Linked DNA regions of Homo sapiens: region 1 is linked to region 2. Evidence: chromatin loops called from intact Hi-C (ENCODE). Cell type or tissue: Calu3. All regions are shown on one strand. Each heading gives the region's core, and the rest is flanking DNA. Links, peaks and the distances in the headings are about the cores only. Region 1 overlaps KIF25 (kinesin family member 25). Region 2 overlaps AFDN (afadin, adherens junction formation factor).

What was found. A loop is a pair of places that touch in the nucleus more often than their neighbours do. Peaks named below come from ENCODE experiments on the same cell type or tissue, not always from the same donor. Only the 100,000 strongest peaks of a DNase experiment are listed, where the experiment ranks them.
Region 1: it touches region 2 in a loop (6-fold over the local background); 2 of 110 quality-filtered maps call a loop at or near these places.

The regions. Positions count from the first base shown.
Region 1 is chr6:168,002,242-168,013,489 of GRCh38, reverse strand. KIF25 (kinesin family member 25) reads right to left here. Exons shown (of 13, transcript NM_030615.4): 3 at 10,831-10,947; 4 at 9,787-9,876. Among named protein-coding and RNA genes, the nearest start is that of KIF25, 10 kb to the right of the region's middle. RefSeq lists enhancers at 324-1,240, 5,167-6,366. In Calu3, for the core only: no CTCF peak of the experiment used is centred there; a DNase peak (open chromatin) is centred at 5,749.
Region 2 is chr6:167,931,525-167,934,024 of GRCh38, reverse strand. The region is part of intron 23 of AFDN (afadin, adherens junction formation factor); the gene reads right to left. Among named protein-coding and RNA genes, the nearest start is that of HGC6.3, 47 kb to the left of the region's middle. In Calu3, for the core only: no CTCF peak of the experiment used is centred there; a DNase peak (open chromatin) is centred at 1,274.

The DNA.
Region 1 (11,248 bases), core at 4,273-6,772, 75 kb before region 2:
ACCTCTGGAGCATACCCTGCTCTGGGGAATGGAAACCACAGCCATTCTCCAGCCTTGGAGCTCCATCTTCATGACTCCAAGCCTACACGGGTGGCTGAACGTCACAACCCCAGCTGCATGGATCCCGGGCCCAGGATCAGCTGTGACTCCGGCCTTGCACAGCAGGGAAACCAACCCCCATCACTGCCCTACCAGCTGGAGGAACCTGGCAGTCCCACCCACAGCAACCCTGCCCTTGAGTTAGCCAAGCTGCTGTTCACCTTTCCCCAAGCAGGAGAGGCACCTGAGCCTCCTAGTGGCTAATACACCTCCAGGCCAGAGGAGGGGCTGGGCACCTGTGCTCAGGACATGAGAAACAGCCCCACAGTACCCCAACACCCTACAGACATGCTCCTCACCTGCCCAATAAGCACCTGAGAAACAGCCCCGTTTCTCAGCCACCATCAGTAAGCATATCCCCGAGCCAGGCATGCAGCCTTGCACCTGTACCCCAGGCCCAAGAAACAGCCGCATAGTTCACCCCTGGTGGACACATCCCAGGCCAGCCACACAGCCTGAAACCTGTACTCCAAACCCACGAAACAGCCACACAGGTCACCCCTGGCAGATATACCTCAGGCCAGCTGAGCAGCCATGTGCCCTCGTCCCAGGCCTGAGAAGCAGCCCTGTGGGCAGCCCCTGGCAAACACACCCTCAGGCCAGCCAAGCAGTCACGCAGCTGTGACCCAGACATGGGAAACAGCCCCTTGAATTGGCCCCAGCAGACACACCCCAGACGAGCTGAGCAGCCTTGTGTCGGTGTCCTGGATCAGAGAAACAACCCTACAAGTCACTCCTGGCAGGCACACTCCCAGGTCAGCTAAGCAACTGTGTGCCCATGCTTCTGGCCGGAGGAACAGCCATGTGGCTCCAACTCCAATGAGCCAGACCCCATGTTGGGTGACCTACCGTGTGCATGTGTGTATCCCGAACCCGAGATATAGCCTGAGAGCCTACCCTTGGAAAAGCCGCATCACTGTTACCACAGACTCCCTCACTGTAGGCCACTGAGAAACTCACAAACACCACTAGTGTGTATGACAGCTAAAGGAACAATATGGAGACTACATTGCTGTGTCCATCTAGAACCATGCACCCTAAGTCTTTCCTCCTGAAACCTACTCCATAAAATTGGAAGAGACAATTTTTTCACCAGATGTATAGGAGTCAATGTTAGGGACACAGCAACCATGAAAAAGCAGGGAAATATGTAACCTCCAAAGGGAAGTAATAATCCTCTAGTAACAGAACCTAATTATAAGGAAATATATGAAATACCAGAAAAAGAATTCAAAATAACAATCTTAAGGAAACTCAGTGAGATACAAGAAAATACAGACAATTCAATGAACATAGAAAAACAATTCATAATTTGAATGAAAAATACAATAAAGAGACAGAATTATAAAAAAGAATCAAATCTTAGAGCTGAAGAATTCAATGAAATATATGATATAATAGAGAAATAAAAAATACAATAGAGAGCTTCAACAACAGACTAGACCAAATAGGAAGGAAAAAATTCTAAACTTGAAGACAGGTCTTTTGAAATAACACAGGCAGACAGAGGGAAAGAGAGATAATAAAAAATAATGAAGAAAGCTCACAGGATTTATGGGACAGCATTAAGTGAATCAATATTTGTATTATGGGCATTCCAGAAAGAGAAGAGAAAAGCTGAGGAAAACATATTTAATAAAAATACAGCAGAAAACTTCCCAAGTCTTGTGAGAGAAATGGACATCTAGGTCCAGGAAGCTCAAAGAACCCCCAGGCAGGTCCTCTCCAAGGCACATTGTAGGAAAATTGTCAAAAGTCAAAGACAAATAATTTTAAAAGCAGCAAGAGAAAAGCATTAAGTCACATATAAGTCCATTAAACCAACAGTGGATTTCTCAGCAAAGACTTTGCAGTCCAGGAGAGAATGGGATAATATAGTCAAACTGCTGATTGAAAGAAAAAAATAATTCAGCCAATAATATTATACCCAGCAAAGCTATCCTTCAGAAATGAAAGAAAAATAAAATCTTTCACAGACAAGTAAAAACTAAAAGAATTCATTACCACAAGACGGGACTTACAAGAAATACTCAAGGGTGTCTTACATGTGGAAGTGAAAAGACAATAACCACCATCATAAAAAATACAAAACTATAAAAGTCACTTGTATAGCCAATGCAAAAAGAAGATACCAAAAGGAATCAGACTCACTACAGAAAACCACCTAAATGCAAAAAATAAACAATAAGAGAGGAAGTAAGAAGCAAAGGATAGACAAAACAATCAAAAAGCAGTCAATAAAATGACAAGAGTAAGTCCTCACCTATTAATAATAATCTTGAATGTAAACAAATTAAATTTCCCACTTTAAAGATGTAAACTGCCTGACAGATTAAAGAACAAGACCCAACTATATGCTGTCTACAAGAAACTCACCTCACCTCAACTGTAAAGAGACGTATAGTCTGCAAGTGAAGGGATGGAAAAAAATATTCCAAGCAAAGAGAAACCAAAAGCAATCAGGAGTAGCCTTACTTATGTAAGATAAAGCAGACTTCAAGTTAAAAGCCATAAAAAAGAGGACAGGAGGGACATTACACAATAAAGGGATCAATTCAGCAAGAGAATATGACAATTGTAAATATATTTTCACCCATATATATATAAAGCAAACATTATTAGATCTAAAGGGTAAGATAGGCCCCAATACAATATTCACTGAGGACTTCAACACCCCACTCTCAGCATTGGATAGATCATCTACACATAAAATCAACAAAGAAACATTGGATTTAAACTGCACCATAAACCAAATGGACCAGAAGACACTTACAGAACATTTCACTCAACAGCTACAGAATACATTTTTTCATCAGCAAATGGAACATTCTTCAGGATTGACCACATGTTAGGACACAAAACAAGCCTCAACAATTTTTTTCAATCAAAACCACATCTAGTGTCTTATTCGACCATAACAGAATAAAAGTCCACATCAATAACAAGAGGAACATTTGAAAATACACAAATACATGGAAATCGAGCAACATGCTCCTGAATGACCAATGGATGAAGGCGGAAATTAAGAATGAAAATTTAAAATTCTCTGAAACAAATTAAAATAGAAATATATCATACCAAAACCTATGGGACACAGCAAAAAAGTTAAAATTCTCTGAAACAAATTAAAATAGAAATATATCATTCCAAAACCTATGGGACACAGCAAAAGCAGTATTAAGAGCCAAGTCTGTAGCAATAAATGCCTATATTAAAAAACTGGAAAGATTCATATAAATGACATTATGATGCACCTCAAGGAACTATAAAAGCAAGAACAAATCAAACCCATAATTAATAGAAGAAAATAAATAAAGATTAGAACCACAATAAAAGAAATTGACACAAGAAATACAGAAGATCAATGAAACAAAGTTAATTTTTAAAATAGACAAAGAAAATCAACAAACCATTAGCCAGACTAACAGAAAAAAGAAGGAAGACCCAAATAAAATCAGAAACAGAAAAAGAGATATCACAACGGCTACCACAAAAATACAAAGGATCATCCAGAACTACTATAAACAACCATATGCCAATAAATTCAAAAACCTAGAAGAAACAGATAAATTCCTGGATACATATAATCTACCAAGATTGAACAAAAAAGAAATTAAAAATCTGAACAGACCAATAACAAGTAATGAGACCAAGTCAGTAATAAAGTCTTCTAATGAAGAAAAGTCTAGGACCAGAAGGCTTCACTACTAAATTCGACCAAACCTTTAAAGAATAATTAATACGAATTCTTCTGAAACTATTGCAAAAAAAACTGAAGCAGGGGGAATTCTTGCTAACTCATTCTACAAGGCCAGCATAACCGGGATACCAAAACCAGACAATGACAAAACAATAACAAAAAACTATAGGCCAACATTCCTGATGAACATAGTTACAAAAATTCTCAGCAAAGTACTAGCAAACTGCATTGAACAGCACATCAAAAAGATAATACACCATGATGAAGTGGGATTTATCCCAAAATGTGAGGACAGTTCAAAATATGCAAATCACTAAACAAATTGGGTCACATCTACAGAATGAAGGACAAAAATCATGTGATCATCTCCAAAGATGCAGAAAAAGCTTTTCAAAATATTCAACATCCTTTCATGATAAAAAAAAACAACTCTTAATAAATTAGGTATAGAAAAAAACAACCTCAATATAATAAAGACAATATATAACAAACCCACAGCTAACATCCTAACATCTTTCAGCTTTTTCTTTAAGGACTGGAATAAGACAAGGATGCCAAGTCTCACCACTCTTATCAATATGGTATTGGAAGTCCTAGTCATAGCAATTAGGCAAAAGAAAGAAATAAAGAGCATCCAAATCATACAGAAGGAAGTCAAATTGTTCCTGCTTGAAGATAACATGATCTGATATATAGAAAATCCTAAAGACTCTACCAAAAATCTCTTAGAACTGATCGACAACTTCGGTAAAGTTGCAGGATACAAAATTAATATGAAAAAATCAGTATTGTTTCTATATATGAGCAATGAACTAAATGAAAAATAAATTTAAAAGGCACTCCCATTTATATACAATAGCTGCAAAAAATTTAAAATACCTAGGAATAAATTTAACCAAGGAGGTGAGAAACCTCTAAAAGGGTAATTAGAAAACACTAATGAAAGAAATTGAAGAGGATGCAAACAAATGGAAAGACATCTCATGCTCAAGAATTGGAAGAATTAAAATTGTTAAAATGACAATACAACCCAAAGCAATCTAGAGATTCAATGCAATCCTTATCAAAATACCAATGACATTTTTCACAGAAATTGAAAAAATTGTAAAATTTGTATGGAACCACAAAAGATTCCAAAAGGCCAAAGAAATGCTGAGAAAAAAGAACAAAGCTGGAGGAATCACACTACCTGCTCTCAAAATATATTACAAAGCTATAGTAACCAAAATAGCATGGTACTGGCATAGAAACAAACACATAGACCAGTGGAACAGAATAGAGAACCCAGAAATTAACCAACATATCTATAGTCAACTGATTTTTTAACAAAGATGTCAAGAACACTCATTGAGGAAAGGATGGTCTCTTCAATAAATGGTACTAGGAAAACTGGAAATCCATATACAGAAGAATGAAACTAGACCCCCACCTCTTACACTATACAGAAATCAACTCAAAATGGATCAAAGGCCTAAATGTGAGACACAAAGTGATTAAACTACTGGAAGAAAACACAGAGGAAATGCTTCAGGAAAAGGTTTTATGGGAATCTCTTTTGGCTTCAAGGAAGAAATTCTTTCATAAGGTAGGCCAAATCCATACAGTATTCCTTCATAAGGTAGGCCAAATCCATAAAGTAAACTAAAGAGAATGTTCTATTAAAGGAAAGAACAACAAATCCATGAAGTTCTCTCTCAGGCCATTTAAGATAAGAGTGATGCAGTAGGGCCTGTGGGCCCACAGAAATCCAAGCTATGACTGACCACAACAGGGAAATGTGATCTGAGAGACCAATAGATGCTTCTTTATCAACTAAGATGGATCCTAAGATTAAGGAAATAAAAGGTACCTATGAGTCAGAGGTTCAGGGCTTGGCTGCCTGACAGCTTCCTAAATTCCTGTGGCTACAAGAAAAACCACACTCTTGCTAAACTCCCTAACAACGGGAGCCATCAGGAAAATCCCTAACTCTGATTCACAACCCAGACCACCGCAACCCTGATTAGGCAGAGGATCAGCCTTGCACAATTCTTTCCTGAGAAGCAGCTGCAGACCTCCAGCTATTTTCGGCCAGCTTATACAGACTGTGCACAAACTGTGTGTCCTGGAGTTCACCTTTTAACAGAGAGAGCTGGAGACTGTCTCTTCTCAGTTTGCAAACTGATATCACTGATAAAATCCCCCTTTCTACTCTTTAGCCATCCTGGTAGTCATTACCATTGACTGTGGTAATCATTTTACTGATTGTATGGTTTTGTGTTTGTTTTTGTTTTTGTTTTGAGATGGAGTCTCATTCTTGTTGCCCAGGCTGGAGTGCAATGATTCAATCTCAGCTCACTGCAGCCTCTGCCTCCCGGATTCAAGCGATCTCCTACCTCAGCCTCCCAAGTAGCTGGGACTACAGGCGCCCACCACCACGCCCAGCTAATTTTTTGTATTTTTAGTAGAGACAGGGTTTCACCATGTTGGCCAGGCTGGTGTCGAACTCCTGGCCTCAGGTGATCCATCTGCCTTGGCCTCCCAAAGTGCTAGGATTACAAGTGTGAGCCACCATGCTCAGTTGTAAAACTGATTACCACATGTGTCATCCAAAGATGGATGGTAATCATATACATCTGTATATTAAATTATCATGTTGTAGATGTCGAATGTATACAATTTTTGTCGATTTTACCTAAATAAAGCTGAATCAATCAATCAATCAATAATACTTTAAAATAAAGAATTGTAAAAGTTTTTCTTTCTGGGGACATAGTAAGAGCAATTTTAAAGTATGGCTATAACAATTTTCTTGGCCTTTTTAAAAAGTATAAGGCTATCAGTCCGTTAACTAAAACTACCTTTTGAAAAAGAGTTTCTAAAGTTTACAATACGTAACCATCATCAGACTGATTCAGGTGACGGGCCTTGTAGAACCGCATATGGTAATCAACGTGACACAAAATCATCTTCAAAATGGCCATTGTGTCCTACATGACCTGAGATTTTCCTGAATTCAAAATTATCAATGTTAGTGAAGTGTTTAGCATTTCATGTGCTTTCTAAATTCATCTTGTGATCACCATAATAAGCTGAATGAAGGAGAGGCCCAGCATTTTTTTAACTGTTCTCACTGGGGACTTTGTAACGTACACAGAAATGGGGGAAACAGCACAAGACGTCCTCAGGTGCAATCGCCCGGTGCCACAAGTGTGGAATATCCGGCCAGTCTTGTTTCACAGACACTCCTGCAAAACCCACCTCCCTTTCCTCAGCATACTGTACATTCAAAACCAGACAACAGATCGTTGTATTGCTGAGTATTACAGGCTGCATTTTTAAATGATAAGAACACTTTTAAAGCACAATTTGCCCGGTGTGGTGGCTCACGCCTACAATCCTAGCACTTTGGGAGGCCAAAGCAGGAGGATCACATAAGCCAGGAGTTCAAGACTAGCCTGGGCAACATAGTGAGACCCCCCCATCGCTAAAAAAAAAAAAAAGAAATAGAATACAATCACCATGCCATTCATCACACTTTACAAAATTAATGTCACATGGAGAGTGGCAGAACATGTCACCCCAAAATATGCCACTTTGGCATCAGGATTATCTTTACTTAAAGGTTCCTGAGAAGCAGGAGGCTCATGCAGAGCACTCCAGCTTCCCCTCTTCCTCCTGCACTGAAGGCAGGACCTGACCCTCCCATGAGAGCCGCCCTTGCTGGGCCAGGAACAAAGCATGTTCTCGTCAGTAGATGGGGTCTGTGATGGTTAATACCGAGCGTCAACTTGATCAGCGGATTAAAGGATACAAAGTATTGATCTTGGGTGTGGCTGTGAGGCTGTTGCCAAAGGAAATTAACATTGGAGTCAGTGGGGTGAGAAAGGCAGACCCGCCCTTAATCTGGGTGGGCACCGTCTAATCAGCCGCCAGCAAATATAAAGCAGGCAGAAAAATGTGAAGAGAGAGACTGGCCTAGCCTCCCAGCCTACATCCTTCTCCCGTGCTGGATGCTTCCTACCCTCGAACATCGGACTCCAAGTTCTTCAGCTTTGGATCTCGGACTGGCTCTCCTTGCTCCTCAGCGTGCAGATGGCTGTTGTGGGACCTTGTGATCGTGTGAGTTAATACCTAATAAACTCTCCTCTACATATGTATCTATTCCATTCGTTCTGTCCCTCTAGAGATCCCTGGCTAATACAGGGTCGAAGCTGAGCAGCTCTGCACAGACAGACCTGTTAGCACAGCCCTCGCCTTCCCTCTGTCTCCCATCTCATTTGGTTGCTTGTCCACAGTGGCCTCTGCCCAACCCCGCAGGGCAGCGTGCAGGCTGTGCCACTCCTCAACTCTTCATTTTCCGGGGGGCTCTGTGTCAGGTAGACCCCACATTCAACAAATCCGATGCTCTTCCCCGTCAACCTGCCTTAGGCCAATTCCATTCTCAGGCTCCACCAGGGACCCTAGGAGGATAGAGGAGAAGGTTTGCCCCCCTATATACCCAGGACACATTCGGACTTCCCCCACTGTCCCAACAATGCCTGTGACAGTCAGCTCGTGCATGCCAGGCTTGCCTGTGACAGTCGGCTCGTGCACGCCAAGCTCGCCTGTGACAGGTGGCTCGTGCACACCAGGCTCCAAACCAGGACACACTGAGGCTGACACGTCTCATTCTACTGTGTCCTCCTGCCTTTAAAAACAAAAGTTATTACTAGAGAAGCCAGGCAGTCTGTTCTGTGAAATGTCCGCATTCTGGCTTGGCAGATGGTTTTCTCTCCTTTAAAATGACTGTCCCCAAGACTTGATTAGATGCTGGTTTGATTTTGAAGCAAAAGTGCTTCATCAGTCCCACTGTGTCCCACCTGCTGCACCACCTCGGGACATCATGTCTCTGCATCCCAACTTCAGGGAAGCTGCGAGTGCTTAGAGGGTTTGAGGCAACCCTGAACCCTCGTCGTGAAGATCCTATCAACCCCTGAGCAGCGTCCACTCAGGAGAAAGTGCTTAGAGGGTTTGAGGCAACCCTGAACCCTCATCGTGACGATCCCATCAACCCCTGACCAGCATCCTCTGAGGGCCTAGAGTCACCATTTCATTGGGGGTTTCAAATGATGGTTTTCCAGTTTTATCATTTGTTGAGTTTATTACCTAGAATCTTCTGTTCCCTCAAAAACCATGCATCTGCCCTGAGTATGTTTCCTACAGGAAGGACATCACAACCCTTTTCTCTTTCTATCACTTTTTGGAATAATGAGTTGATGTTCTAGCACCCAAAAAATTAATGTGAGGTCTTTTTAAAAACTCATTATTATGAACTCAAGATTGTACATATAATTATATATTTCAATCTGCTTTAGTCCCTCCTTAATCCCCAGGCTTCTATCCCGCGTTGAGGGAGTGCCTGCCGTGGGCTCCATGTGCTGGGACAGCCCCCGTTCTGTTCTGAGGCCTCCCTTGCTGTTCAGCTCCCCAAGTGCCCCAGGCTCCTCCCACCCACTTCCTTTCCTGGCCCAGATGCGAGGTGTCAAATGAGCTTTTCTCCTGCAGTGGGCTTGGTACTCAGACACCCCTGGGGTGTTGGGCTGCTCCTTCTGACTTCTCGGCCTTTTCGTGGATAAAACTAAAAAGCAAGGAGGCTTTCAGGAGAAACAAAATCATGCTTGATTCCAGTTTAGAATCACAAAGTTCACCCATGATATCACTGATTTTATATTTATATCTCTTTTCCTGGTGCTCTAAATTTTAGAACTTGCTCATATTTGCACTGATTGATCATTTGGGCTGGAAAATAAATGGAAGTGAAGTAACTTCCTCACATAGAACTACGGGTCAGGAGCTGGTTTCCCACAAGGAAAGCATGTCAAATGCTTAATTTCATGTTCCAATAGAAATCAAGGAACAAAAACAACTCTTCTTAACTAAGAAAGCCTAAAATAAATTATTTTCTATTTATTCAGTCTCTGAGTTGCTCTCCATTGTAGGGATCTGTGGGGACTACGGACACCCACCAAGCAGGAAGCTGCTCTCTGAATACAATTTGTGAGGAAACTTGTAGACTCAGGTCATCAACAGCATGGGCCGCTTCTCTAGAGATGGAGCTGAGGGAATGAAACAACATTGAAAATACACATCATGAAGAAATTGCTTTCTGAATTCCTAACATTCAGCCTCTAAAACACCCTTGTGTTTCTTCGCCATCATCTCTGTCTCTGTCCTGGTCACTCTAAAACACCCCTCTGCTTCTCTGCCATCATCTCTGTCTCTGTCCTGGTCTCCCAGGACACTGGCTTGGCTCCTCTTCCTCCTCTTCCTGTGTGCATGGATCCACCCTTCCATCCTTTTCTAAAACTCCACTCGTCCTTTTGGACCTTATGCTTTTTATTTTTTTTACTCTTTACTTTTTATGTATTATTTTCTTCTCTTCCCCACCCCCTTTTGTCTTCTCTTGATTTTTTTACTCCAATACCCCTGTTCTTTATTTCTTGTTTTCATCTTCCCTGTCTGCATTGCATGGGAGAGTCATCCATACTCCAGTAAGAACGCTTAAATATCTCCTTCATGCGCAGTTTAGAGCGGTGGTGATACAGAACAAGGGTCCCAAATCCCTGGCCATGGAGGCCTGTTAGAAACCAGGCTGCACAGCAGGAGGTGAGCGGTGCGCAAGTGAGCAAAGCTTCTCTGAATTACAGCCGCTCCCTATCACTGGCATCACTGCCTGAGCTCCACCTCCTGTCAGACCAGCAGCAGCATTAGATTCTCTTGGGAGCACAAACCCTACTGTGAGCTGTGCATGTGAGGGATGCAGGTTGCACACTCCTTATGAGACTCTGATGCCTGATGACCTGTCACTGTCTCCATCACTGCTAGATAGGACCCTCTAGTTACAGGAAAATAAGCTCAAGGCTCCTACTGATTTTACATTGTGGTGAGTTGTATTATTATTTTGTTGTATATTACAGTGTAATAATAATAGAAATAAAGTGCACAATAAATGAAATGCAGTTGAGTCATCCTGAAACCATCCCTGCCCCGGCCCGCCAGTTCGTGGAAACCTGGTCTTCCAGGAAGCTGGTCCCTGATGCCAAAAAGGTTGGGGACCACTGATCTAGAAGACAAGCTCATCAGGTTCTCCCCTTCAGGAAATCAAGCATCTGCAAGCCATCATGAATCTGAAAAAATGCAACATGTTTCAAAACCAAAAGCCGATGAACACAAACAATGTGCCAGTCCACACACACGTTTATGGAGCTTCTTAGGAAGCTCTGAGAAGCCAAACAGCCCAGAGCCGCACCATCCAGGAGAAAGAAGCCTCTGGGACTATGGAAACTTGCCTGTCTTTCTCACCTGCCCAAGGCCACGCCTCAGGTGTCTTCTCACCTGCCCGAGGCCACGCCTCAGGTGTCTTTCTCACCTGCCCGAGGCTACGCCTGAAGGTGTCTTCTCACCTGCCCGAGGCCATGCCTCAGGTGT
Region 2 (2,500 bases), core at 1-2,500:
GAGACCACTGGAGGTGAGCCTGACACTCCTGACAAAGCTCCCCAGAGTCCTGGCCTGTGCAGGGGATGGGTCTGGATCACTTAAGATTCCACTGAGAGAGATGGGGCAAGCCTGGGGCAGTGTGAACCTCTGGGCTACCCCACAGCCAATATTCTACATCCAGGTAAACTCTACAAATTATCATTTTCTATGATGGCTCTTTAGAGGATCAACATTTTATGTTCCTATTATGTTATTTTAATGTTGTACTTGAATTCAGTATTTCAGCCAATCCAAGAAATCAGCACTTAGGCCAAAATTATAAACCAGGTAAAAATAGTATTCTTTTATATAATTTACTATTTTGCTTTTGATACACAAATATATTGTTTCCAAATTCATAAGAAGCCATGAGGGGCAGTGTCACTTCATACAACTTAGTGGAAAGATGTTTCTGGCATCTCCGTGGAAGAAATGTAAGCACAATAGGTCTTTGGAACTGACTAAAAAGGAACCCGGAATTTCCTGACTTCATTTGTTTGACTAGGTGTTTCCCACATGGTCATAATTAGACCATTAAAGAACACAAGAGAAGGTCTCAAAGTCTTCAAAGGACTAAATTACAGTTTATGCGAGAAACTGACTCTCTAAACAGTGAGAAGGCATGTTAATAAACAGTCTTTACCATCTCATTTTTAGGGCATAGGAATCTTATGTTTTAAGCTAAGATTTTAAGATTTTAAAACTTTAAATCAGTACATTGTCTAAAAGCATAAACTTGAACATACTTAAGGCATTAATTAACCATTTATTTTTAAATAAAATAGTAAAATATCCTAAGTACTTTTAAAAGTGTCATTTTTATGTTCACTTTTAGAAAAAACAGGTCTTAGAGAAAGGCTGTAGTTAAAACCACCTAATGGGGCCAAATACAGGTTACATCATAGATATTCTTGTCCATGTCTTCAGCAAGTTACATAGCGGCAGTTATCATATTTAAAGCAACCTTCACCATATTATACCCAGCAGGATGAAATATCATGGCTGTTTTCTTAAATAAGAAGCATACAGAAGGCTTATGTTTTTATGAAGCTTAAGAATTTGCAGCACAAAAGTAGCAAAAACAAAAAAAGAGTGTGTAATTACAAGCTACATTAAACGGTTGTTGCTTCATGAGCAAGTTAATTATTGACAGGTTTAAACAAGTTACACTGAAAGAAAAAGCATTCCTTCAAGACCACAGTGAGCACGAGAACACCGGCAACTGCCCCCTGAAGAAACTCACCACTGACTGTGTTCTTCCAACAACAGAGAACCACATTTTCATTTCCGGGACCACAACAACTTCATGAACTGAAAATCAACCGTCTACTTCTCTCAGTTTTCAACAGCAACCAAGACAGCTGGTTTTTCAAGACCGGGATCACCACATTCTGCGCTGGATGCTATGACCCTGTATGGCATTTATCAACACGACCTAGAACCAATGCAATATTCAGGCTCTTACGTAACCAGTCCACGCTGACTGCTATTCGCTTTGTACTTTTAAACTTTAAAAAGACTTAGAAAAATAAAAAGGAGGGAATTGTTTGTAATTTTAAAATCCAAATTAAACAGGAAGCATCATGTTGTCCCACAGATGACCAAGAAGTAGCCTGCTGACCGTCCCCAAAAGCAATGTTTTAAAAAGTAAACTGCATACCCACACTGCTTCCAAATCATCTGGATTTCATAAAACTTAACCACCGTGTGGAAGGCGAGTCAGGGAACTTAACATCAAAACATGGTTCAGGGTTACAGCAGCTACCCCATACACCAATTTAGAAAAGGAAAAAAGAACGGGCCAAAGACAAAAACCACGCAGCTTATAGAAAACAAGAAAAGCACACAAATGACTAGGGGTAAAATTTAACGACACAAGTCTATAGGTTCCTCTGCAGAAAAAACATATACCACACACTCATGAGACTAACAAGAATACAAACAGCAGGTGATTATCCAATACCAGGCTCAACATGCCTGACACAGCTTCTCTCTCTGAAGAGCTGAGGTAACTATAACTATTACTACTATATTAAAGGCAAGGAAACTGAGGCTTTGAGAGGGGGTGCCATGGGCTCCGTGCTCCAAGGCTGCCAGTGGCAGGAGCAGAATATGCACAGCAGCAGCGTGACTGAAAAGCCCAGGCATAAACAGAATCCTATGTGATGCTGCCACACCAACACGCTCAGTAAGACGCAGGGCAGGGCTAACGGTGAAATCCCCCTGTATACTGCCCTACCCTGCACTCAGAATACACCCCTGAAATCTCAAAAATACCTCCACTCTATTATAATGATGTAAGCAGACCCACATACCTATCAACTATACAGTGTTATCTCGGCAGTGTGTATGTATTAGATGACTTTCCAAGTACCAGAAATTACAAGTAAACTGGAAAAAAAATGGACTGTATTTAGTAATCCAGTATGCCAGGGAACTGCTAGATTCATTTCTCTCATTTCAAGAAAAGGCATTAACA